6 separate regions of the Homo sapiens genome follow, and regions 1, 3, 4, 5 and 6 are each linked to region 2. Evidence: chromatin contacts called from ENCODE Hi-C or POLR2A ChIA-PET data. All regions are on one chromosome and are shown on one strand. Each heading gives the region's core, a stretch centred on a gene start or an enhancer-like site at or near the end of the contact. The rest is flanking DNA. Distances are from core to core; before and after follow the strand shown. Region 1 overlaps PLEKHG7 (pleckstrin homology and RhoGEF domain containing G7). Region 2 overlaps LOC105369896 (a long non-coding RNA gene). Region 3 has its middle 74 kb from the start of LINC02397. Region 4 holds the start of LINC02397 (long intergenic non-protein coding RNA 2397). Region 5 has its middle 36 kb from the start of LINC02397. Region 6 holds the start of LINC02413 (long intergenic non-protein coding RNA 2413).

What was found. Hi-C counts contacts between places; a loop is a spot of excess contacts on that map. ChIA-PET counts read pairs that join two places held with the same protein, here RNA polymerase II (POLR2A). Pooled maps may share reads with other maps.
Region 1: a loop to region 2 is called in a map of GM12878, with 3 times the contacts of the local background. The contact joins two enhancer-like sites. A Hi-C loop is called at or near these places in 1 of 168 maps with a recorded cell type or tissue (GM12878), 9 of 37 single-sample maps with no recorded cell type and 8 of 50 pooled maps.
Region 3: a loop to region 2 is called in a pooled map, with 4 times the contacts of the local background. The contact joins two enhancer-like sites. A Hi-C loop is called at or near these places in 3 of 50 pooled maps. POLR2A ChIA-PET finds 5 or more read pairs at or near these places in 3 of 52 experiments (BJ, T-cell and activated CD4-positive, alpha-beta T cell).
Region 4: a loop to region 2 is called in a map with no recorded cell type, with 11 times the contacts of the local background. The contact joins the promoter of LINC02397 here to the enhancer-like site in region 2. A Hi-C loop is called at or near these places in 11 of 37 single-sample maps with no recorded cell type and 6 of 50 pooled maps.
Region 5: a loop to region 2 is called in a map of Calu3, with 4 times the contacts of the local background. The contact joins two enhancer-like sites. A Hi-C loop is called at or near these places in 3 of 168 maps with a recorded cell type or tissue (Calu3, GM12878 and posterior vena cava), 21 of 37 single-sample maps with no recorded cell type and 16 of 50 pooled maps. POLR2A ChIA-PET finds 5 or more read pairs at or near these places in 1 of 52 experiments (naive thymus-derived CD4-positive, alpha-beta T cell).
Region 6: a pooled map shows a loop between it and region 2 (6-fold over the local background). The contact joins the promoter of LINC02413 here to the enhancer-like site in region 2. A Hi-C loop is called at or near these places in 1 of 168 maps with a recorded cell type or tissue (naive thymus-derived CD4-positive, alpha-beta T cell), 1 of 37 single-sample maps with no recorded cell type and 10 of 50 pooled maps.

Annotation. Positions count from the first base shown.
Region 1 is chr12:92,767,414-92,771,393 of GRCh38, forward strand. It overlaps PLEKHG7 (pleckstrin homology and RhoGEF domain containing G7), which reads left to right. Exons shown (of 17, transcript NM_001377329.1): 16 at 1,570-1,667; 17 at 2,675-3,980. The coding sequence ends at 2,782. EEA1 (early endosome antigen 1) reads right to left here. Exons shown (of 29, transcript NM_003566.4): 29 at 3,224-3,980. Among named protein-coding and RNA genes, the nearest start is that of PLEKHG7, 66 kb to the left of the region's middle. RefSeq lists a silencer at 1,826-2,026. Within about 2 kb of position 2,166, at least 2 of the 41 ENCODE cell types and tissues checked have a DNase peak (open chromatin) inside an H3K27ac peak, as active enhancers do.
Region 2 is chr12:91,378,989-91,383,057 of GRCh38, forward strand. All of the region lies in intron 4 of LOC105369896 (a long non-coding RNA gene), which reads right to left. Among named protein-coding and RNA genes, the nearest start is that of LINC02823, 54 kb to the left of the region's middle. RefSeq lists enhancers at 1,904-2,737, 2,738-3,569. Within about 2 kb of position 2,488, at least 20 of the 41 ENCODE cell types and tissues checked have a DNase peak (open chromatin) inside an H3K27ac peak, as active enhancers do.
Region 3 is chr12:92,538,874-92,543,329 of GRCh38, forward strand. No RefSeq gene overlaps it. Among named protein-coding and RNA genes, the nearest start is that of LINC02397, 74 kb to the left of the region's middle. RefSeq lists an enhancer at 226-275. Within about 2 kb of position 1,263, at least 19 of the 41 ENCODE cell types and tissues checked have a DNase peak (open chromatin) inside an H3K27ac peak, as active enhancers do.
Region 4 is chr12:92,465,429-92,467,928 of GRCh38, forward strand. LINC02397 (long intergenic non-protein coding RNA 2397) reads left to right here and starts at 1,251. Exons shown (of 2, transcript NR_144532.1): 1 at 1,251-1,574. RefSeq lists a silencer at 885-1,179 and enhancers at 892-1,399, 1,156-1,305, 1,506-1,595, 2,376-2,435.
Region 5 is chr12:92,500,818-92,505,428 of GRCh38, forward strand. No RefSeq gene overlaps it. Among named protein-coding and RNA genes, the nearest start is that of LINC02397, 36 kb to the left of the region's middle. RefSeq lists an enhancer at 2,011-2,260. Within about 2 kb of position 1,819, at least 6 of the 41 ENCODE cell types and tissues checked have a DNase peak (open chromatin) inside an H3K27ac peak, as active enhancers do.
Region 6 is chr12:92,988,490-92,992,858 of GRCh38, forward strand. LINC02413 (long intergenic non-protein coding RNA 2413) reads left to right here and starts at 2,256. Exons shown (of 4, transcript XR_945212.3): 1 at 2,256-2,321.

The DNA.
Region 1 (3,980 bases), core at 916-3,415, 1.4 Mb after region 2:
CAAGAACAATGACCTGATCTTTAAAGCCTCACTTGCTACAGGGAATTTATAAGGCAAAGAATTAGAGAGTAAAACACAGCCAGCTTTTTTTTTTTTTCCCCAGAAAGTCATTTTAATAGGTTTAAGTCCTCTCGCTGCAGAGAAGCTGGACAGAATTTTATGGCCTCTCATTAACAGACTTTATTTTTTGTAGTAGAATTTGGGAATTATGATGTTTAGATTGTTATGAGTATAATCTGTGATACTGGGGTAGTTCTTGCAGTTAAGAAAATAAGTATTGTATTCACCTGGATTCTGAAAGAAGCCCAACAGCCCCTCAGATAAGCCTGAGTTAAACTAACTTCAACAAATACAAATAGTGACAGCAGACAAGCATCAGCTTAATGATCAGCAAGAATATGTCACTTGCTCACTTTTTCTCTTTCCTGAAGTACTTGATGTGGGCAGGAGACAGCCCTGGCCTGTTTTTGTTTGTTTGTTTCTAAACACTGACTATAGAAAGAATGTATAGGGCGGGCGCGGTGGCTCATGCCTATAATCCTAGCACTTTGGGACGCCGAGGTTGGGTGGATCATGAGGTTAGGAGTTCGAGACCAGCCTGGCCAACAAAGTGAAACCCCCGTCTCGACTAAAAACACAAAAAAATTAGCCAGGCGTGGTGGCGGGCGCCTGTAATCCCAGCTACTCAGGAGGCTGAAGCAGGAGAACCATGTGAACCTGGGAGGCAGAGGTACAGTGAGCCGAGATCCCGCCACTGCACTCCAGCCCGGGCGACAGTGAGAGACTTCGTCTCAAGAAAAAAAAAAAAAGAGAGAAAAAAGAATGTGTAAGCTTCAGGACTGTGTTGTATTAATAATTCAAAGAAGAGACTTTCATTTTAAGCGCTCCTGCTATATTAGAAAAAGAAGTCTGCTCTCCCACTATCTTTTCTTTGAGGCCAGCTAGGAAATGACAGAACAGGCTTTCTTTTGCAAACACAGAAACCATGCCAATGTCTCTTTTTGTTTTGTTTTACATTTCACCCAGTTTGGTGGATGCTGGATTTTGAGTGGTTTTTGGCTTTTCTTGGCCTGAAGTATTCAGGTGGTTTTGTATTTTTGCCACATCTTAATTTGTTTATAAACCTTGGTTGGATGTGACTTCCCTTTAAACACAAAAATAAAATTTTTTAAAGGAGTGGTGAAGAACAAAGAAGAAAATATTATATTGTTTTGTATATTTTTATTATCTATATTTTCATACACAAAAAAATCTACCGCATATGTTTAGCTTGTTCTACGAGCAGGGGCCCCATTACCTAAGCCTTAGTTGCATTTCATCAAGTATCAGAAGTCATTAGCTAAGGAAGAAAGGGTTTTTATAGTAGAGTAGGCTTTATTTGGACATAGTGGTGGGGTCTTGGCATTGAAATAAAATTTAAAAAAAAATTATAAGCTAGATAAACCTCCCACCCTCGTTAAAACAGAAACAAGCCAAATAGAAAACAAACCCCAGATTCTTGTACTAAGAAATTGTTTGGATTTCATATGAAATGATTTGGCTTTTTGTCTTTGTAATATCTTTTTCTAGTCTTTGGGCTGAGAAATGCTTTTCTTATACAACACGAAAACAGATATCGACAGTGTATAGCAGCATTCTTATTACAAGCCCAAACGGAAAACATCAAAGTATGTATTTTAATTTTGTAGGTCTTTGATTCTTCAGAGTTTACATAAGCTCCCCCCAAGTGTCTTAAGTAACAGTGAATGGAAAGTTTTGTGTTTTTCTCTCACCCACTTGGGAAGGGCAGATTTGGGAGGAGGGGAGGGGTACATCTAGTCCATATAATGCTCAAAAGCCTCAGTATTGACAATTTCCTCACACTTGTGGGGTTGAGGAACAATTTCCTCACACTTGCGGGGTTGAGGAACAATTTCCTCACGCTTGCAGAGTTCTCCTGCAGAAGCTCAAGAACTGCCTGCGTTCTACAGTTTCTGTAGGAAATGGGGGAAGAATTGATTTGGATTGCATGATGAACCTTTAAGATGCTCCAATCAGTTTCCAAAGTGCATATAATAGGATATTAGCTTAAGGAGGGCCTGGCGCAATAATGATCCCTGTCAAGTCAGCTTGTCAACCTTTGAAAAACTGCCATTGTTTTTACAGCTATGGAGTTGAAAGAGCAGCTGCCTGACTCTGGTTTCTCTGTCTTAGAAGTTTCTATTTTTGTATTTCCCCTGGTAGGCTTTCATCATATCTACAATGTGGCCAGACAACAAATGCAATATTCAATTTCCTGGGTCACTGCCCTCAGTCTCTTTCAAGTTATACTACAGGTTAAGAACTTGTTTCCACAGAGAATAGAAATTCCAGCAATGCCACTTTCAAACTACATATATTCTCAGTGCTCATTTTTCTAATGAGTTATCATTGACTATTGTTTCTTGATTACTCATAACTGTTATCCAACATGCATACCATACTCATTTAGCCCATCTGCATTTTCCTGTAAGATTAGAAGTATTTATATTAGATGTAAGAAAGAAAATGGGAAACATATGCAAATGTTTCATTAGTCTTCAGTTTTAAAGAGCTGGTCAATAAATATAGCAGAAAATATTAGCCCAAATATGTGAGAAATTGTCAGCTTAACATTCTAATCTCTATTTATGTATTTTTTTCTTTTTTTCAACAGAAAACATGGATGGCACAAATAACAACTGCAATTTCTTGCTTTACCAAGAGTCAGGAAACCAAGAAAATATCTTTATTCACATTGCCCGCAGAATCCTCTGAAATTTAGGGACCTAAAACAAGTGGCATGTCTTTTTAGAAGATTATGGTTTAAGGTATAATTTCATTCAAAGTTTTGTAACACTTAGCTAGTGATAAGCTAGAAGGAAATTTGCATTTTAAAGAAGTTTCAGAATTTGAAATTTTGAGCTAGGAAAATCCTCAGTATAGAGGAATAATGACTGCAACAAATTTGAACTCTGAGGAATTTCTTGACAAATATATACTGACATCCAGATTACCTTCTAATGCTTCCGTCAGGTTTGTAAGAGGTGTGAGTGAAGAAAGGTGCTAATTTGTAAAGGGTGAATGATCAGATAAATGGAGTATCAGAAGGAAAACAATGTCCACTGCTTATGTCCAATATGAACTCCAGCATCTTACTCTGTATCCATAAAATAATGAAACCAATTTTCCTTCATGGCCTGTCAATCAGTCTTAACCGCTTTATAGTCCTACCTCAAACATAATGATAAATCTTTAGATACAAAGCTTGATTGTTCTTTTAATATACAAAGCAATAAATAGGGACTACATTTAAGTAGCAGTTTTAAAATTCCTATTCTCAAACTCATCTCAGGTATATAGTACTCTAACGTGGAAGTAGAAAATCCCAAAGACTAAATTCCATTACTTTAAGATAGGAAGAAAAAAAAAATCTGGCTTTCACCAGTTAACACTTTTGCATGGCTTTTCTTGGCCTGTTGTGAAGTGTACAGATTTTCATAGACATAGTAAGGTATCTGTCTCTTAACTTTATTTTTTGAAGAATGATGGTGTTTGCCATAAAAATACTTTCTGGTTTTGATTGGTGTGTGTGTGTGTGTGTGTGTGTGTTAGCACAGTACAGTCACTTAATTTTATTTGGCAGGACTTCAAATTTCTTCAGAATTTTTATCATGAAAGGCAGTTTGAATAATTATTATCATGGCAGGATATATACTATTAACTACATTCAAGGAACTAGTTCTTAGGGTCAGATTATTGCATCAAAGGGAAGTCCACAAACTTCCATTTCAGAATCGTACCTTTTGCAATTTGCAAAGTGAAAGTAGTAAATTTATCAAATTTGGCTGCAAGACAACTGAAGCCTTAGCTGATTTTGTTAAGCTGAAGAATGGGGTAGAGAGGATAATGTTTGGGCAAGTCATGTGCCCAGTAATTCCTTGAGGAAGGTGAAATTTCACTATGCAAACAAAGCAGTAAAG
Region 2 (4,069 bases), core at 1,238-3,737:
AAGCTGCCATGTTTTCAGTTTAATCTAAAGACAGAGAGAGAAAGAGGAGGAGGAGGAGGATCCTATATTCACTCCTAACTGCAAGTTTGGAAGAGGTATGAGGAATTTGGGAGTGAGGCAAAGAGGCCACAATGTAAGGGAGAATTGAAATACAACTCGAAAGCCTGGCATCCATGAGGTGAGAGGAGAGCAGGAGATGCCAGAGTTACCCATTACTGACTTGGCTTACTTTACAGAACACAGGAAACTGTTGCTTCTAAGAAAATATCTATTTCATCATAAAAGAATTACAGCTCTTTTGTACATATGAATTTAGCCTGTTTTAATTTTGCCTGGCATTTTGGCTTTGCAAATCTTTAGGTATGAGTGCTAAAGTGTTATTCCAACCATTTCACTCTTTCCCAGTGAATGTTAGAACAATCACCTTTCGGTTAATAAACATGCAGTTTTTTACAACTACTATCACAAGTAACAGTTTAGTGTGTAGAAAGAATCAATGGTAAATTTTGGTGTTTCCAGTAGCTCAATATCTCATTTATCCTTTAGGTATCTGGCAAGCTGTCTTTCCCTTTTCTGGTCACCACTCCTCTGGGGATGTAGCCAAGTACAAAATTGCACATTTCTCCTCCCACAAGTGTCTCAGCTCCCACAGAAAACAAAATCTACATCAAGCATGTTTAAGATGATCTACATGTGAAGTAGAAAGGTTAACACACAAGAGGAGTAACAGACTCATTTATTTATTTATTTTTACCTTCAAGGAGTTTAAATACAAACACAGAGAGAAAACTGAAAATAAGCATGATTCTAGAATTTGTATTATTGTTATATATATATTTTTTAAGTAGATAAGCATAAAACTAAGGAATTGCTCAGATGACCAAGTCTGGAGCAAAAACATCTGACACAGGAAAGTGAGAAAATAAAATGGGGGCCTTGAGTAGAAAAATTTCAATGGGTTAATTTCTGCTGGCGTTCAACATGTTATGCCATAGCAAACAAATAAGAATCATGCTGGGTCTCAATTTATCAGATTCCTTTAATTTACTAAGACTGCATATTAAACTAAATTGTTAGCAGCTGGTTGACTACCTCAACCTAACTCAACTCCTGGGAGCAATTACAGAGCTTCTCAAAATCTGTCCCTGTGTGCATCAAATTGATGTTGGAAAGAAAAAGATACCTCTTTCTAAAGTACTTTATTTCAGCCTTTCAAATTCACCTTCTGAAACCTAGGTGACATTCCTTCTAAACACTGTATACGGTATTGCTTAAGACAAGGAAAGTTTTCCCCCAAAACTATTTGTGCTCCCTTCACTCTGGTAGAATTTTTGGTAAGTTCTTTGGCCTATGCCCACCATATACTAGGCCGCCCTTGCTCACAGAAGGCCACAGCAAACCCCTTCTGCAAGCCCACGATGGAATCGTAAATCTTTACAACTTATTGAAGTCTTCCAGATTTTTAAATATGCCCATGATCCAGACTTTTTGCTTGCATGTTTAAATGGTTGCCTGATGGCTTGCAACAAGAAGTAGAAAGGCATTTTTCTTAAAATAAGCAAACAACCATGGCAAATGAGGTCATATTCCCAAGCTTGAATAATAAATATTGCTAAAATCTACAACCTGAAACATATTTTAAGAATTAGACATAGATTTGGGTTTTTTCTTTCTTTTTCAGGAAGGGGTCTCCCTTGCTGCCAATAAAAATTGCTTTGTGTTGTAAAATTTGGGTTCAGCTTGTCTCCTCCTTATATAAGCCCAGTTGAATAGACTGCTGAGGGAAAATCAAAGTTTAAGAGCCTGGCTTTTCCCGTTTGGCAACTTTCATTTCCTGATAATATCGGATAATTAACAAATTGTGTGTTTTAATGCCCTGTCTCTTGAAGCGCATTTGGGAAAAATACTTCTTGTGCCCTCTGAGTAATGGCTTAAATGGAAGAACATGCTCAAAAGAATGCTTTTTCTCAATGCATGAAACACACTCAGCATTTATTATTTTAATTGCTACACATCATGTGTATACTCGTTCGTGTAATTATATACATATTTAAAGGGCAAGAGGAAAAGATTATTTTAGGACTCTATAATTCATTATGAGCAAGGCATTGAAAATTTCTAACTCAAGATGAAAATTCATAAAAATTCTTTGGCAAAAACACCTTAGTATTCTCAATACGGTAACTGACTTTTTTTTTTTTGCGTTATGAAATAACTAGATACTACCGTGCGTTGCTTTTGGATAAAAGGGGAATGCTGTTTCTTAGCCTTTCTGTCTCTTTACTAAATGGATAATTCAGGACTGGGAAATGCAGCTCTAAGTTTGTTGTTTACGAAAAACACATGCTAATGTAACAGCGTATGAGGAATTAAAGAGAAAATGTCAAACGCGCCTTGACATCCAAAATGCATTTAGCTGTTGGCTTTTACTACAGGGCCTTTCACTCTCCAGCCGACCCCCTCCAAGACCAAGTGTTTTTGCGTGTTGGGCTAAAAATAGCCAGCCAAGCCTAACAACTAGCTTCTGATTGGCTCAGAGCAAAGGCCACTCAGCCAATAAGAGCTTCTGGGAACAAAAGCAATTCTTTTGTGTGAGATACTCAACCCACGTCAAAACAGCTTCAGGCTGTAGAAATGATTTTGGTTGAGCTTTAACAAGGTAATAATGCATTTCAGCCCTCTGAAAGGTTTGAAGCGGAACAAAGGGAGTAGTGAAATCTACAAAACAAATGGAGCGCTCAAGGCTTTCATGGGATGAATCATCCGGGTGCCTGAGCTACAAACAGTTGCAAGCTCAGAAAAGAAAAAGCGCTAGGATTTTCTTTCTTTCTTCCTGAGATTTTAACTTATTTTTCAAGCGAAAAACAAAACAAAACAAAAACAAAAAACTAACGAAAAGCCATCAAAGGCGTTGTATCTTGACTATGCCCAAATTTGTTATTATGCTTATTTGATGATGAATAAAAAGCAATTCTTCCACGGTTCCCTTAAATCTCACAAAGAGAAAACAAATGTATGTGTAGTAGATAGTAGGTAGTAAAGCTCCCGAAACTTTGGGCTTTCGTTTTTGGGCACCAAAAGCAGCCCATGTTTTCAGAGTAAAGGCAGGTCTTGATTAATGCTGTGATAGTTCTCAAGGTAAGCAAATTACAGCAGCACTTGATTGGAGAAAAGCATTGAAGTTTTGGAGGTTTTGGCCACTTTCAAGGCATTGTGCCTCTAGGGGTCGCTGTTGGACAGCGGACGAACCTCTTCAGGGCATCCTTCCCCCTTTAATAGTCACTAAAAGAAGAAGCTTAGTAGGCGCCTTTCAGGTAGAACAAAAGGGAGTGGGGAGTCAGTGTTTGAGACCCTTGAGCATGGTTTATGGTCATCACTATGGGACAAAGCATCCCATAACAATGCAGATTACTTTATATGGAAATGAAATGCCATAAAGGACAAAATGTTGCTACAGTAACCACTGAAAATGTTACATAACACATAGGAGCTCATAGGCCATTTCATGGCCTTAAACTGGCTTTATTGTATGGAAAATAATTAAAAGATGATGTGGTGCTTTATAGGCTTCCTTTTTAGGAAACAGAAGGACCCACACTTTAACCTCTCACATAGGAAACCTGTATAGGTTACCAAGTCCTGAAGTTGGCAGAGAAATACAGGTCACAAACAGACTGTTCCCATGTTCTCCTCCCAGAAAACTATGGATTCAATGTAACTTTTTCCCTTGAATATAGCTTTTATGATAAACAATTAGTAAATGAATCCTTAATTAAGCTTTATTCCTGGTGTGGCACAACAAGACCTAAGAAAATCAAACATCTCAGTAAAACTGAAACATATTTTTATTATCTGATTGGTTATAATCAAGAAGCAATATTTCTGTAACAGTTACCTGTCTAAGGAAATGCATAATCTGTCATAAAATATTGCATTCATCAATTATTGGCCCCAGCTGCATTTATGAGCCTATAATCTTTTGCCATAAAACATGGATGTTGGGGAGAGGGGCTGTAGAGAGGAGTATCATATTCATTAACCAATACTACAGAAACTAAAAGTGGTAGTA
Region 3 (4,456 bases), core at 13-2,512, 1.2 Mb after region 2:
GGACATGCCCCTGAATCTTTTATCCTGATAATCATATTTTCCTAGGCACAAGGCCTGAGAGTTAACAAACCTGATTTTTTGATAGTATTTGTCCTGGAAAATAAAACAAAATGTCTTTCTTTAAGGGATAGTCTTCCTTTTGTCAAAGTGTCAAGGGGGAAAAAAGGGGAAATTTTAAAAGCAGCCTATTTCATTGTCACCACTTCATAAACACTGCACTAAAGGGCAAGAGCCACGCTTTATTCCTCTTGCAAAATCCCAAAGCACCCAGTACAAGGACCTGCACTTAGTAGGCGGACAATTGACATTTGTTAATCAATGTATGAATGATGAGCCAAGTCTCATAGCTTCCATGGAGAATCTTAAATGTCACTCCTTTTGAAATGCGACCATGCTTCTCAACCTACTAAAAATTTCTTAATGAACCACCCACAGACACAGTCTTGTGTGAATATCTCCTGTGTTCCCCAAATCCTTTGTGACCTATGGACACAATTGCTAAACGTGAGTCATGCTTCTATCACTCCCACACAATGGGTATTTTTAATGCTACAGCATTTCCTGAAGTCAAGCGCTCAGGAAATGGTTTTTGCAATAATGACCTCAGCCTCCCCATATTCCCCCCACCCCCCATCACAGAATCCAAGAATAACTGAACAGGTGTCCAAATACCCAGAATTACCCAAGAAACCTCACAACCTGTCTTCTGTTTTCTATCAAAGTCATGAGGTTAACCTCTTGTCCTTTGGAGTTCGAAGGAATGTGTCCAAGAACTGAACACAACCATATCTGTCCTTTATTTATATTGAGACACAGTTTATTTCCAAGACTGTCAATGGTCTCCAGACCCCAGAACTAAATCTGTATACCATCATGGCTAAAAGTATGAGTTCTGGAATTCAAAAGCCTTAGAGACTGAATTCTGACTCTGCCACTAAGTATGTGGCTTCAGCCAAGTCATTTAGCCTTTCAGAGCCTCAATATTCTCACCTGTAAAGTGGAAATAATGGAAGAAACTATTTCTTGGAATGTGTGAAAATCACTCACGTAAACTGCTGATCTCCAGGCCTGATACACAGCAAAATGCCTAGTACTTGCTAATTGTTATTGCGTCAAGTTTCCCCAGATTGAACCTTAGGTCTGGTCAGTTTCTCCTGGACAGCAGTCATTTTGACAGCTTAGGATCTTTAGGTGCCCACATACCTTCAGAACCTCAACCCATTCTTGGGAGCACTGTCTGACCACCCTCTGAGGACCAGAAGCAGGAAGAGAGATCAGATGGTGAGAGGATAAGGACTGTTGATACCCAAGGGAGGTTGTAAAACCACTTGGGCACACCCAAGTTCAAAACAAAGAAGCCATCACACGAGGGTGAGAGAAGAGGTATTTACTCAGTGAGGCCCCTTCCAACCCTCATGGTAAAAGTCTACACTTGTTTAGAAAAGAGTATGTCTGTTTTATGATTTTATTTTTTAAAAAGGGAAACTCAACAACAAAAATGATGATGAAAATGACAATCTGACTATGGAAAACAGGCTCCTGCTATTCTCATCAGACCATCTGACAAACTACCCAAGGGAGTTTCCGAGGCCTCCCAAACAGTAACAGCAGAGCAGCCACTCAAGAGGATGCCCCGGGGAGCCGCCAAACTGCAATTGCCCTGGAAATCAGATTCGAACAGCTCAGACATGAGGGCAAAGGGCGGGATGCATGCATCCCTAAGCACCAGCCCTTCAGCCCAGCAGAGGGGCACAGACAAAGCTGCCCCGGAAGAATTGTTTGGGAGGTGCAGATACAAAGAATAAGATCCTGCTGGCAGCGCTGGGAAACACAGCAGCAGTCGGCACACGCTGGCCCTGGCAGTCAGCAACCGCCTGGCTCAGGCTGAGCAAAACCTTTCTGTGAATATGGCGTGAAAGCAGATCTCTCAGAGGCTCATGCTCCCTGAAGGTGAAAGATCAACAACAAAAAAGGCATTAACCCCTCTCCTAAATGATATTTCATGGCCATCAAAATCCCATCAAAGGAGCAGCTCATGTTCATAAGCCTGGGGGAGATGCTCCCAGCAATTTAGACACATTGGCAGCCCCAGGGAGGAGGACATAGCCTATGGGGACTCTCTATGTGTGAAGGGCAGCAGTTTGCATAACAAATGTTCCATGCACAATCTTGGAACATTGGCATAATTCTTTCTGGACCCAATAATGATAATTACTCTCTGTCCTAATTAAGGAGAAAATAAAGAAGCTAATACTTTTATAAATCAACAAGTAGGATTAGTATGATGTACAAAGCGCCCTTGAGTTTGCTTCAGGAGACTTCCTCCTCTGTGTGACCACAAGTATATCACATCGGCCACCTGGGCTTTTGTTTCCTTATCCATAAATCCTTTCTTTAAGGGGACATCTTATGGGTTCCTTTGAATGCTCCTATCCTAATTTATTCTTCTTTTCCTTTAAAAATGTTTGGTAAAGGCTTAGCATGCATGCAGTAAAATACACAGCATGATGTGTAGTATTCTTACTTAGAATTTTATGCCTTTCAAAGGGCGAAAGATGGTGATCAGGTGATATTGATTCTCTCCTTGTATAGCTTCAAAGATCGTGTTATAGATGAGAAACTAGATATTCAAAGGCACAGAGAACATGTCATCCGTATCACTCAGATTAGAACTTCCAAGTGCTCACTCATGATATGTAGTCTGGTGAGCCAGGCCTCAGAGTGTCCTACTGTGGGCTCATGGAGCAGTTCTTCAGGATGTGGACAACATTGCTTGGACCAGGGACAGGAGAGAAAAAAAAGTGATAGGCTGAGAAGAAATTTTTATGTGACATGCAAATACTTAGAAAAGATGAATGCTAGTACATCGGGAAATTTATAATTTCTTTTGACATTCAGGATTTGCCATAATTTAATAGTTCTTACCTGTTGGATGCTTACTATGTGCCAAGCATTGCACATTAACATGTATTATCCTGTTTAATCTTCAAAATAACCTATGAGGTGGACAATTTTATTACCCCATTTTACAGAAGAGGAACAAGAGTTTCAGGGAAATTAAGCTAATTTTCCCAAGTTACTGATAGAATGTGGCAGAGCTAGGTCTTGAACCCAAGCCCACAAAATTGACCGTGCCATTATTCAGTTTCTCACAAGCACTTCCACCTTACTCTGCAATGAAGGCACCACCACCCCCCAGGAAAAGGCACTACCCCAGCCAGATGGTACACTTCATCCCCACTTCTGCTGTTCAGGCTTGAACTTGGCATGGTCTTCACCTTTCATTCTGCCATCCAAATCCATCCCTCAAGACCTAAGTCGAATACTATCTTCTCCTCGCCATTGCCTTCTACCCTGAAAGTTCTGTACTCTGAATCAGTTTAAAAGGTGTTATCTGTTCCATCCATCTGGGGTCTTCATCATTTCCTTAAATATGTACATTATCCATTCCTTCAATAACATACATATTCAGTGTGCTTTCTCCTCAAATAATTGCCAGATACTAGAAGTCAGAAACCATGTTGTCTATTTCTTTTGTATCTCTGAAAGAATCATAGTACAAAATTTATAAATGAAATCATGTAGCTCTGTGCTATATGAAAATTATATCATATGACATTACAGCCACCCTGTATTTGTTGACTAAATTGTCCTTTCTGTTTAATTCCCAAGCATTTGAGCCACTCTGCCCCAGATTGAATTGCCTTGCCTTTTTTTTTTTTTTTTTTTAAGATGGAGTCTCACTCTGTCACCCAGGCTAGTGTGCTCACTGCAACCTCTGCCTCCGGGTTCAAGTGATTCTCCTGAGACTTAGTCTCCCAAGTAACTGGGACTACAGGCAACTGCCACCACACCCGGCTAATTTTTTGTATTTTTAGTAGAGATGGGGTTTCACCATGTTAGCCAGGATGGTCTTGATCTCCTGACCTTGTGATCTGCCCACCTCAGCCTCCCAAAGTGCTGGGATTACAGGCATGAGCCACCGCGCTCGGCCTGAATTGCTATTTATTCATTTATTTTGAGACGGAGTCTCGCTCTGTTTCCCAGGCTGGAGTGCAGTGGCGCAATCTCAGCTCACTGCAAGCTCCGCCTCCCAGGTTCACACCATTCTCCTGCCTCAGCCTCCCCGGTAGCTGGGACTACAGGCGCCCGCCACCATGCCCGGCTAATTCCGCCAACATGCCCGGCTAATTTTTGTATTTTTAGTAGAGACAGGGTTTCACGGTGTTAGCCAGGATGGTCTCCATCTCCTGACCTTGTGATCCTCCGGCCTCAGCCTCCCAAAGTGCTGGGATTACAGGCATTAGCCACTGCGCCCAGCCCTGAATTGCCCTTTAAAAGCTTTTTTTCCCTTGTAAGATCATAATATTCCACCTTCCACTATATCCAGACTGAGACAATAGCAACTGTGTGTGTTTATATGTGAATATGGAAGATATGTGTGTGTGTGTGTGTG
Region 4 (2,500 bases), core at 1-2,500, 1.1 Mb after region 2:
TTTTTTCTCTGTATTCCAGACTCCTGGCATTTAATCTATTGGGTGGGAATAAATGACGTAAATTGTACTCATATTTGCAAAAAGCCCAAAAAAGATGTTAAGGCTGTTAACAACAGACGTCTACGCTACAGTTGAAATGGGCTAGGTGAATTGAGACAGAATTCTATGAACATTTTATGAAGCTTTCCTTAAATTTCTAATTGAAAATTGCTACTGTTTGTGTTACTGTTGATTCATTTCATTTAAGTCTTGGTCTTGTAGATTCTATTGATACCCCATTCTTGGGGATGAAAAACAATGTTAAATGCGCACATTTGTTAGGAAAATGGGCTGGGTGGGAGACGGAAGGCTTTGGCCGCCATCCTAGGGCATTCCTGTGCATTGCGATGGTCAGCATTTCTGTATCTAAACATCGAAAAAGTACAATAAAAATACAGTATTATAATCTGGGACCACTATCATACACGCAGTCTTTCTTGACCAAAACATCCTTATGCCGTGCGTGGCTGTGCTGAGAAGGAGGAGCACTCGTCCTCTCCAAGCACATCCAATTTGCCTCAGTCCTCATGACTCCCGCCCTGTTACCAGAACTGAGCTCATTTGTTATTGAAGTTGCTTTTCTTATACCCAGCCCAGTTTTCCATTGATGCTTCCGCTTATTCTATGTAGGTATTTTCATTTATCACACAATATCCCTAGTCTAAGACTTCATTTGAGGAAAGAAAAAAAAAAAAACCTCTGCTGCTAAAAATAATTTGAAAACTCCTAGACAATAGGACCTTTCAAATCCCTTACAATTCTAACAACCAGTGAATTCATGCTTCACAGCCATTCAGATCTATACGTATGAAATACAAGACATATGTGTTCAACTTTCCTTCATCGCCTCCTTTAAACTTTCTTTTTTCTTTTTTGAGTCAGTCCCTGCAGGAACAGACCAAGTGAGCCCATTAAGAGAACAGTTCATTCCCACCTGCTACCTCGAGCCAGCCAACAATCTCAGCCTCACCACTCCATTCTTGATTATGTAGAACCATTCCAATCCTGAGTGACAGGATTTGCAAAGACAGCTGTTGGGCTCCACAAACATTTGGAGGAGGGGAAAATGTGAGGTTGGTTGCTACATTCTCCTACTTCTTTTTACTGAAAGGAACAGCTGCGATCTTCACATGTAAGATGAAGTAAACAAAAGCTGACAATGCCCAGCACCATTCAGCAGTAAGCATTCAAATGGATTTTTCCTCACCGCGTTTGCAGGCCCGGCACAGTCTCAGTTCCCCACAGCACAGAGAGGAAGCAAGGTCTTTGCATGCCCTGTTCACTTGGCCAAACATTGCCCTAGATGTGCAATTCAACCCATATAAAGCAAGCGTAATTCAAGAGCCCTGACTCTTTCACCATTTCATGATGGCTTATTACTCGCACACGGCATTGTCAGGTTCCAGCAACTCTGTGTGCAGCAGGCAGAAATGCAGTGTTTATCTCTGACAGGCAAACATTCTTAGGCTCATCGGCATGAGTATCCACGCTGAACTGGCTATCGGGGAAGTAGATCCCTGCATGGGAAAGTCAAGGTATGTTTAGAGGGACTCGATGATTCAACCCCATTGGCTGGTTCATTCCTTTTGTTTCCTCTGCCTTTTTATTTGCTTACACAGAAAACAGAGCATTCATTTATTTCTTTTCCCTCTCTCATCTCTATTAACCACTAGGGCCATCTGCCCATCTGAAACTGTCTTTGGCTGCATGGTTGTGAATCCAGGTGACAGTGAAAATGAAGAAGTGGTGATTGTCCCTGCATGTTTTCTCTGAAGGGTTAACTAAAAAAAAAAAAAAAAAAAGCCTTTGTGTCTGTTTCGAGTTCTCCAGTTGAAATACTGTACTCATTGAACTGCAAGAAATAAAACCTGCAAGTAGGCACTGTGCTAATGTAATAGAAATGTGTTAGACAGGGGCACTATTTCTTAAATATGCTTGAATTAAGCAAGTTCTTTTAAAAAGTGGGTGGGACTTTTGATGTTTTACATAGTTATATTTTCAATTTCTTGTGCTCAGTTTAAAACTCAAGATTCTTTGTTTCTGTGTGTGTCATTAGGGCAGGTGTTGGATGACAAGTAAATGCACTGAAAAATGAAAAAAAAAGATTTGTGCCCTAACCTCCATGAATTTGGTGACTTAATATATCCATACAGATCTGACTTTTAATCAAAGGTGCTCACAGGTGGGGTAAGGGATAAGGAGGAATTTGTCTACAGGATCCTTTTATCCTAAGTTGCCTTACAACATCCAATTGTGTTACCGTTTTTTTTTTTTTTTTTACAAACCCATTGCTAGGCTAAGAAGTATTGATTCCATCTAGTTAAACATGTCGAGTGAGAGGAAGTGATCAATGGATTACTTCTTCAAAACATTTATCCCCCCTAGTGGAATCCTCTGATTTTTATAACATTAAAGAGCCAGGTATAGGAGTTGGGAGAAGAATTTAAAATTTGAAATGTCT
Region 5 (4,611 bases), core at 569-3,068, 1.1 Mb after region 2:
ATAAACTTGTATTGAGAAACTACTATGTTCCATGCATTCTTTATCATGTGATCACATTTATGATTCACCTAAAAACCACATTTTAGATACAAAATTTGAAGCTTCTAAAGGCAAGTTACTATGCCTAAAGATGCACAGCTAGCAGGTGGCAAGCTGTGAAATCAAACTTGTATTCACTCTCTAAAGGATGTGTTTAGAGAGACTGAGTGGAACTTTATGGTTGGTGAAGGGTTCACATGTAGTAGTAGAGAGAGAAATCACTGAGGGTAGGTTGACTCCAAAGGTAGGTTGGAATCAGATTGAGGAAGGTTACTTTGAATATGAAGCTAAGGAGTTTGTACTAAATCTTGAGATAATAGGAATAAAGATTTTTGAGCAAAGAGTTGACATGATTGCAGTCTTGTTGGGAAGATTTATGAGGTGTCTGTTTACATCAATGTGAATTACCAGGGAAGAGACCAAAGGAAGAAGGGCCTATCAAGAAGCTAGCTCAGGCATATGATGATAGGAGTCTAAACTGAGTGGTGACAACAAAAATGGAAAGAAAGAGAGGAATGAGAGTAATTCCTCCAGGAACGAGTCATTAGGGTTTGGTGACTAGATTAATATAGGCATACGGAAGGTGAGGTTATGAAGAGTAAGTCTAAATAATTATAAGAATGGTGCTACAATATGGCCAGGCGCAGTGTCTCATACCTGTAATCCCAGCACATTGGGAGGCTGAGGTGGGTGGATCACGAGGTCAGGAGTTTGAGACCATCCTGGCCAACATGGTGAAACCCATCTCTATTAAAAATACAAAAATTAGCTGGGCGTGGTGGCACGTGCCTGTAACCCAGCTACTCAGGAGGCTGAGGCAGGAGAATCGCAGGAACCTGGGAGGCAGAGGTTGCAGTGAGCCGAGATCACACCATTGCACTGCAGCCTGGTGACAGTGCAAGACTCCATCTCAAAAAAAAAAAAAAAGGTGCTACAATAAACAGAATAGGGAAGTCAGCAGAAGGACCGAGTTTGAGTGAAGTGAGTAAGATGAAAGAAGATGAATATCAATCATATAAGTTGGATTAGAGGTAACAACATTGAAAGTGAATGTGTAGCTAGAGAGCAGAAGGGGCCTTAGCCAAAAATAATGATTTGAGGTTCATCTGCATAGAGGCAATAGGCAATTAAAATCCTGAGTGGTGGAATCCCACCACTTTGGGAGACTGAGGCAGGAGGATCACTTGAGCCCAGGAGTTCAAGGCCAGCCTGGGCAACATAGTGAAACCCTGACTCTGCAAAAAATGAAAAAAAATTAGCCAGGTATGGTGGCATGTGCCTATAGTCCCAGCTACTTGGGAGACTAAGGCAGGAGGATTGTTTGAGTCCAGAAGGTCAAGGCTACAACAAGCTGTGAATGCACCACCGCATTCCAGCCTGAGTGACAGAGTAAGATCCTGTCTCAAAAAATAAAGTAAAAAAATTAATTAATTAAAAAAAATAAAATATTGAGAGTTTGTAAGTTTCTAAAGAAGGACACAAAAGAGCAGTGTTACAGATGCTACTTGTTTCCAACATCCATTCCCCATCTTGACCTCCCTAACCAAATTCCCATTTGGTTCAGCTATACCCCACCTCCCTTCAGCCATGTGCTTCCCTCAAAGGTGTTTCCAGATACAGAGAGTGGATCCTGAGCAATCTAAGCCAACAGTGGTCCATCCCATCTCTCTCAGGAATGTGCACAGGACACAAAACTAGGTAATGAGACAGAAGTAAAGAGCCTAAGGAGGCAGATGGCTCCCCTGTGCCCCTGGACATTGTCCTATTTCTGTCCTAACTCAAAACCTGGAACTGCTATGCCATCCTCCGCCTCTGAGAGTCAGGCTTCATTGAGCAAAATCATCCCTTGATACAATGAGGAACCATGTCTCTGAAATTACTCAAGAACAACCAAACCTCTGAAATCAGTTTCAAACATCTAAAAACCAGTGAAACACAAAAAAGCCTTAGTCAGAAGCTAAGGAAGACAAAAAAAAAAAAAAATTAAGTTAGGTTCTAAACCAGGTGTCAGGAAAGTGAAAAGAAGCTGGAGATTTTGACAGAGCTTAGGACATGCTGGGGTGAAATACCCAAACAGAGATAAAGTGAACGAGACCTAGGAGACAACATTTGGAGGCAATAATCTTTTCTGACCAGCAAATTCAAAGAGCTGCTCTTCACGGGATTCCTGAGGTGATTCTAGGGACAGCAAAAGGTTATTTCTGAACTATTACACACATTCTCTTTTTTAAGAGAAATACTCACATCGACAGGGCAAGTCATTCCAAAACCAGCCTCGATACAGCTATTACTCAGATTCACCTTGTCAGTATGAAAATATGGGTTGAAATGGACTTTGCTACTTGAAATTAAGTGTGATCACACTCAGTAGCCAAGAGAAGCACTCCAATCCAAACTGCAATTATGAGAGGCTGGGAGCCACAGGGAGTGGGGTGTAGCATTCAGAAAAAGAGAAGGGGTTCATTCTCTGGGATTTTCCCTGTTTGCAGCCTGAATCCCACATGAATGTTCTTTCTCTTCCGTCATTCGTTTTTCCTGCGTTCAGCATCCTCTTCTCACTTCTCCCTCACAGTTATCTCTCCCTTGGAGAGAGTAATCTGGACCCTTGGGTGACAGTCATATGTGGCTTTCACGAGCTGCTGGAATTAACTAAAACTCACTCTTTCCCAATAAATCTCCCCTGAGCCGACACACAGCAGCTGCGAATTCCCAGCATGGGCCTGGACAAAATGCTAAGAAAAACTGGCTGTGTTCCTGAATCTTGCTCGTCATTGGTCCCCAAGAATCCTGGACATTGACACCCAGATATTCCAAAACGATTTGTGCTTTTCCAAGCTCGGCTCTTTACTTAACCTGCCTTGAAGATTTGGCACTATAATTTCCCAGAAGTGCAGGCTGGGCTTGTTTTGAGAAAAGGTGAAATGGACAAGAGACAGAGTTCAGAAAATAGTGATTAAATACAAACAGCACCAGCTATTAAGCAAGAGTCAAGGCCAGGAAATGCAAATAAAATTGCCGAGGGTTGTTTAGACAGTGGCCACTCAGAAGGAGAGGTAATATTTGGTTGTAAAGTGAGGCCACAGACATCTTTTCTGATTTAATGAATTTGTGATAGTTTACTTCTTTTCCCAGCTTTCATTTCATTTGTGGGGCGATGGCTGGGGGATGTAGGGGATATGGAAAGTTGAGCACAAGTGCACGAAGTATTTACTGGCTAAAGATGCCTATGCTTCTGCCAAGATTGTGTTTATTTGTTAAAAATATACTTCATTGTGTTGTTACAAAACTAAATCTGTCCCCAGCCCCCATGGAGACAGGGCGATTTGGTTTCAGGGTGAGGTGCCAGCTAGTGCTTTCAGGGGCATTAATGTGCCAGCTGCTCCTCCAGTATTCATTTTATTTGCAGTCCCTAGGCTGGTTTTACACTTTGTGTTTTTTTGTAAGGAAATCAGGATTAGAGAGCCTTTTGTCACTGATGGGGAGGGGGAGAGAAGTATCCCCTTTGAGCTCCATACACAGGGGCAGCCTAACGGGCAAGGCTCAAAGCTTTGATTTACTTCTCATTCGCTAACATTTTCAAAAAGAAAGGATCCACCGCGTCAAGCTGTTCTGTTGGAAGCTTGTAAGGCAGTAGATTTGGGAACTGGAGTTTCCAGAATGCAATCTGCAGCCACCAGGCCAGGGTTACCTTTAAGCTCCATGCAGATTAAACATGCCCAGCCTGGGCAAGAGGCATCTGTAGAAAGGAACCCCTCAATATCAAACAGCGAAAGGCATTATTGGGTGGTCCCTGTTTAAGGGCTGAAGAGAGTGAGTGGATTCCTATTGATTTTTATGAAGTTAATTCTTTTTACCCACTTAGAAATGCCAAACTGCTACTAGGGTCCAAAGTCCCTTCACTGGCCAGCTCGTCCCAGTGCAGTGACCAGTGACCTGCTGGAACCACTCCAGCGAGAGTCTCCTCTGCTGAACAAATCACCCAGCCTCCAAAAGAAAGAAGAAGCTGCTTTTAGTGAGCAACTCCTCTTAAAATGGAATTGCTAAACACACACTCACGCATACACACACACGTACACACATCATCATGCAATTTTTTGGTGGATGTTTGTGACAGGAAGAAATTACTAACAAAATTTCCCCAATAATACTTCCCTCTTTATTTTATTATTATTATTATTATTATTATTTTGAGACAGAGTCCTGCTCTGTCACCTGGGCTGGAGTGCAGTGGCAGAATCACAGCTCACTGCAACCTCTGCCTCCCAAGCTCAAGTGATCCTCCCACCTCGGCCTCCCAACTGGCTGGGACTACAAGCACACATCACCATGCCCAGCTAATTTTTGTGTTTTTTGTAGAGGTGAGGTTTCAGTGTGTTGTTCAGACTGGTCTTGAACTCCTGCACTCAAGCGATCTGCCCACCTCAGCCTCCCATAGTGCTGGGATTACAGGCATGAGCTACTGCACCCAGCCCCTCTCTTTTATTTTTAAGGGCAGAAAAAGACGAAGTGAGAAAGGAGCCTCCCTTATCCTCCTCCTCTTTCCCCTCGCAGTCCAGCATCAAAACACTCATT
Region 6 (4,369 bases), core at 1,006-3,505, 1.6 Mb after region 2:
AGGCCTCAAGCAGTCCTCCAGCCTTGGCCTCCCAAAGTGTTGGAATTACAGGCATGAGCCACTGTGCCAGGAAAAGGTTAAGAGTCCTTTTTTTTTTTTTTTTTTTAACTTCAAGGCTGAGATTCTTAATCCTAGTACTCTAGACGTCATATTCCAGTGATCAGATGCAGAATCCATAAGTGCTCTGACAGGTCTTATCATTATGTGTGGTGTTTTCACTTAGTGAGTGCCCTTGTTTTGTCAGTTCAAGGTGGCTTGCTTAGTTACTTTATTGTAATGTTCAATGGCTAAACTTTAAACAAAAATCAATAAAGGGCAAGGAATGAGTTTGCAAAAACTATCAGCCACTTCCCTCAATTTAATTGTAAAATCAATCAAATCTGTTTTTTGGCACAGTGCAAGGAAAACATCTATTTGTCCAATAAACTGTCTCATTGATTAAATGGTTCATTTGGAAGAGATAACAAAAGTCTAAGATTTTAATCTCAAGGAAAAATGTATCTTGCAAACATGTTTTCAAGATCCTGAGATCATATTATTTTCCTTTAAGGATTTGCTTCATCCCAGGTGTTCATCTAATCCTACTTTTGCTATTTTTAATCATTATTCATCTATGTAAAATGGAAAATCTATTTAGATGCTTAAAAGTCAACGTAAGCTCACAAACCTGAATTTCAGCAACTAAAAAGGGAGAAGTAATAATGATTCAGTTCTTACTGGGAGCTACTTTATACACTATTTTATTTGGACCTCATAACAACTATATGAGAGAGAACTGTGCACTCTCTGCCAGGGGTTAGGGTTAACATAAAGCCAAAACCCAGGCAGGTCACGAAAATGAGCAAAGCAGGCCAGTTATGAGTGCTGTCACCTTACAAGGAGGTGGAAACAATGTTTCCGGATCCTGTTTCTTAAGAGAAGCCAAAAGATTTACGTAAAGTCTCCTGATTTTTTTTCAATGGTGGTAATTGATTAAAATAAATATTTCCAATACTGTATGTACTGAATAAAGAAAATTTGGGGCTGACCCTGGCCCAGCAACTGCCACTTAGCAATGTCTGGTATTGAAGTGAAAATAAGGCTCAGGGCTGGGCACGGTGGCTCATGCCTGTAATCCTAGCACTTTAGGAGGCCATGGTGGGCAGATTGCTTGAACCCAGGAGTTCCAGACTAGCCTGGGCAACATGATGAAATCCTGTCTCTACAAAAAGTACCAAAAAAAATCAGCCAAGCATGGTGGCAGGCACCTGTAGTCTCAGCTACTTGGGAGGCTGAGGTGGGAGGATTGCTTGAGTCCAGGAGGCCGAGGTTGCAGTGAGCTGAGATTACACTACTACACTTCTGCCTGGGCAACAGAGCAAGACTCTGTCTCAAAAAGAAAAGGCTCAGGAAGGTGACATCACTATGCTAATTCAAGGAGGAATGAAAGAGTGACCTCATGGGACAGTAGATCAGAGAATGTTCTACCTGGTGGCCAGCCTATTTGTGGGGAGGGGTCCCTAAGAAGAGGCTGTATGCTGGCTTGGGTTATGGAGGGCCAAAGCTCAGGGGCCTGGGGGAAGGAGAGAAGCTTAACCAAAGTTTGGCTAACAGGCATTTTGTTCTGATTGATCAGTGGTGACAAGCAGTTCAGCTAGTCATTTAGGAGGTCAAAAACAGAAGACTGGAAGATCCCTATCTAGTTTTGTCATCAGTAGACAAAGGGGCACTCATGAAACTTGTCTAAGTCATACGGGGAAGGGTGGCCCCTTGCAGTAAGTCATTTTCCAGAACGTAAAAGGGCAATGGGCTTTCTTAACCTTCAGGTAAAATTCCACTTTGTCAAAACATAAGCATGATGTAGACAAAGGTTGAGAGTGAGATCAGGCTTATTGCCCAGTCTTAAGCCATTTAAACCCAAGGTGGACTTTCCCCTCAGGAAAGAAGGGAAGGAAAGAAGCTAGGAAGGCCCTGGCTAGGTTCTGTGTGGGTTGGGGAATGTGAATCCTGATGGAGCAGCCTAAAGAAGTCAAGCAGTCCTGTAGCAGCAGCCGTGGGGGAGGTTCCTCCTGGGAGTGGAGGAGGGCGAGTGCTGCAGGTCCATCAGTGGAAATGGGAATGGACCATTAGGCGGAGAAGACTTATCGAAGCTGCGAAGTCCAAGATCAAGGTGCCAGCAGATTCTGTTCCTGGTGAAGGCTATCTTCCTGTTTTGCAGGTGGCTACCTTCTCGCTGTGTCCTCATATGGTGGAGAGTGAGACTTCATCTAAAAAGAAAAAAAAAAACCCACTCCGGACATAGTGACTGTAGCTGGGTCTTGGACTGCAAGAAGACCATCCTGGTGAGAAGATCTTGACCACAGGTGATATTCACCTTGGATAAAAAACATTCTGATAATTCAGAATGTTTGTGCAAATAAGATTTCTAACCCAGTTCTATGGAGGTATAATTTATATATGGTAAAATTCACCTCTTTAGGTATTCAGTTTATGAATTTTGAGAAATGCAATCACCAGCCACTACAGTGAAGATTCAGAACATTTCCATCACCCCAGAAAGCCTCCTAGTGACCCTTTGGAGTCAGTCCCCTCCCCTCAGCCTGAGCTCCTGGTGACCAGTGATCTGATTTCTATCCATGTACTTCTCCCTTTTCCAGAGCATCACCTGAGTGGAACCGCACAGTATTCCACCACAGTATTTTGCATCCGACTTCTTTTCCTTGGCATGTGCTTTTGAGATTCATCCTTTGCTGTTATATTATCAGTGGTTTGTTCCTTTTTGTGGAGAGTATTTTATTGTTTGGATATACCACAGTGTGTTTATTAGTTTATCGCCAGTAGATGGACATTTGTATTGTTTCCTGTTTCTGGCTGTTAGGAATAAAGTTAATATAAATATAAAAAAAAAAAAACCCAATAAAACAAGAAGCTAGAAAGTTGCTAGTTTTCAGTAGAGGGGGACAGGCTGCTGTAGAAGCTCAGGACTGCTCTGCTTTTGGCACCCAAAGGTGAGAGTGTTTTGCTGAAGGCAGCAGCTGTGAGGAGTGACAACTCCACCAAAGTCAAGGAAGCAGGTGTAGAACAGGCAGGTCATAGGTGGCAATCTGTGGTCCTAAAATACCCTGGAAAAGACCGGGAGCCCTTACAGGATTGAGAAACCAAGAGAAAATGTGGGGCAAAAAAATTCCTCAGGTTTCATTCACAGTCATCCCCACAGCCATCTTAAGTCATCAAGAAAGATTCGGAAAAGCTCCGAGAATCAGCAGATGGGGGCTAGTGCAAAATAATACTTTTTGTCTTAATTATTAGTAATCTCAATCCCTCACTCAATTCTTAGGTTGATGCCTGGGAGGTAATATTTACTACCTTGCATTTCCATAAATGGTGACCTTTTTTATATGGATGTTGGACACCAGGGAATGCTCTTAAGTTAACTGCATTTCATCAGATCCCCCTACTATTTAAATTGATCTTATTTCTATCATTTCACCTCAAGATTTATTGTTCTTATCTTACATTCTAAAGAACTGAGGGCTGTCTTTGAAGTGGATATGAAAAGTTTCACCTCAGTCTACCAATATATCATTGAAAGTTTAAAATAACAAATACAAGAACAAAAATACTCTCCACTTGTCCAAGCATCCCAGGAGGTCTCTGTATTGTTTAAATTACTTCTGAGTTTAAATTGCAATTGCTCTAGTAAATTAGCTAACATCTGCTGTCTGCCTGATGATGAAGACCACCCTACTAGAAACCAAATACACTCTTTGCTTGAGTCATTTATTTACTATCCAGGACAACACTGACTCACAGCAGTATAATATGAGCCACATTTTATTTTAAATGTTGTAATAGTAACCACATTTTAAAAAGTGGGAACAGATAAAATTAATTTAATAATACATATTTAGCTCAGTTTATCAAAAGTATAATTTCAATACATAATCAATATAAAAATTATTATTATTATTTTGAGATGGGATCTTGCTCTGGCACCCAGGCTGGAGTGCAGTGGAGCTCACTGTAACCTCAACCTCCTGGGCTCAAATGATCCTTCTGTCTCAGCCTCCTGAATAGCTGGGACCACAGGCACACATCACAATCCTGGCTAATTTTTTAATTCAACTTTTCTTTTCTTTTTTGAAATGGAATTTCACTCTTGTTGCCTAGGCTGGAGTGCAATAGCACAATCTCAGCTCACCGCAACCTCCACCCCCCGGGTTCAAGCAATTCTCCTGCCTCAGCCTCCTGAGTAGCTGGGATTACAGGCATGAGCCACCACTCCTGGCTAATTTTGTATTTTTAGTAGAGACGGGGTTTCTCCATGTTGATCAGGCTGGTCTCGAACTCCCAACCTCAGGTGATCCGCCCACCTTGGCCTCACAAAGTG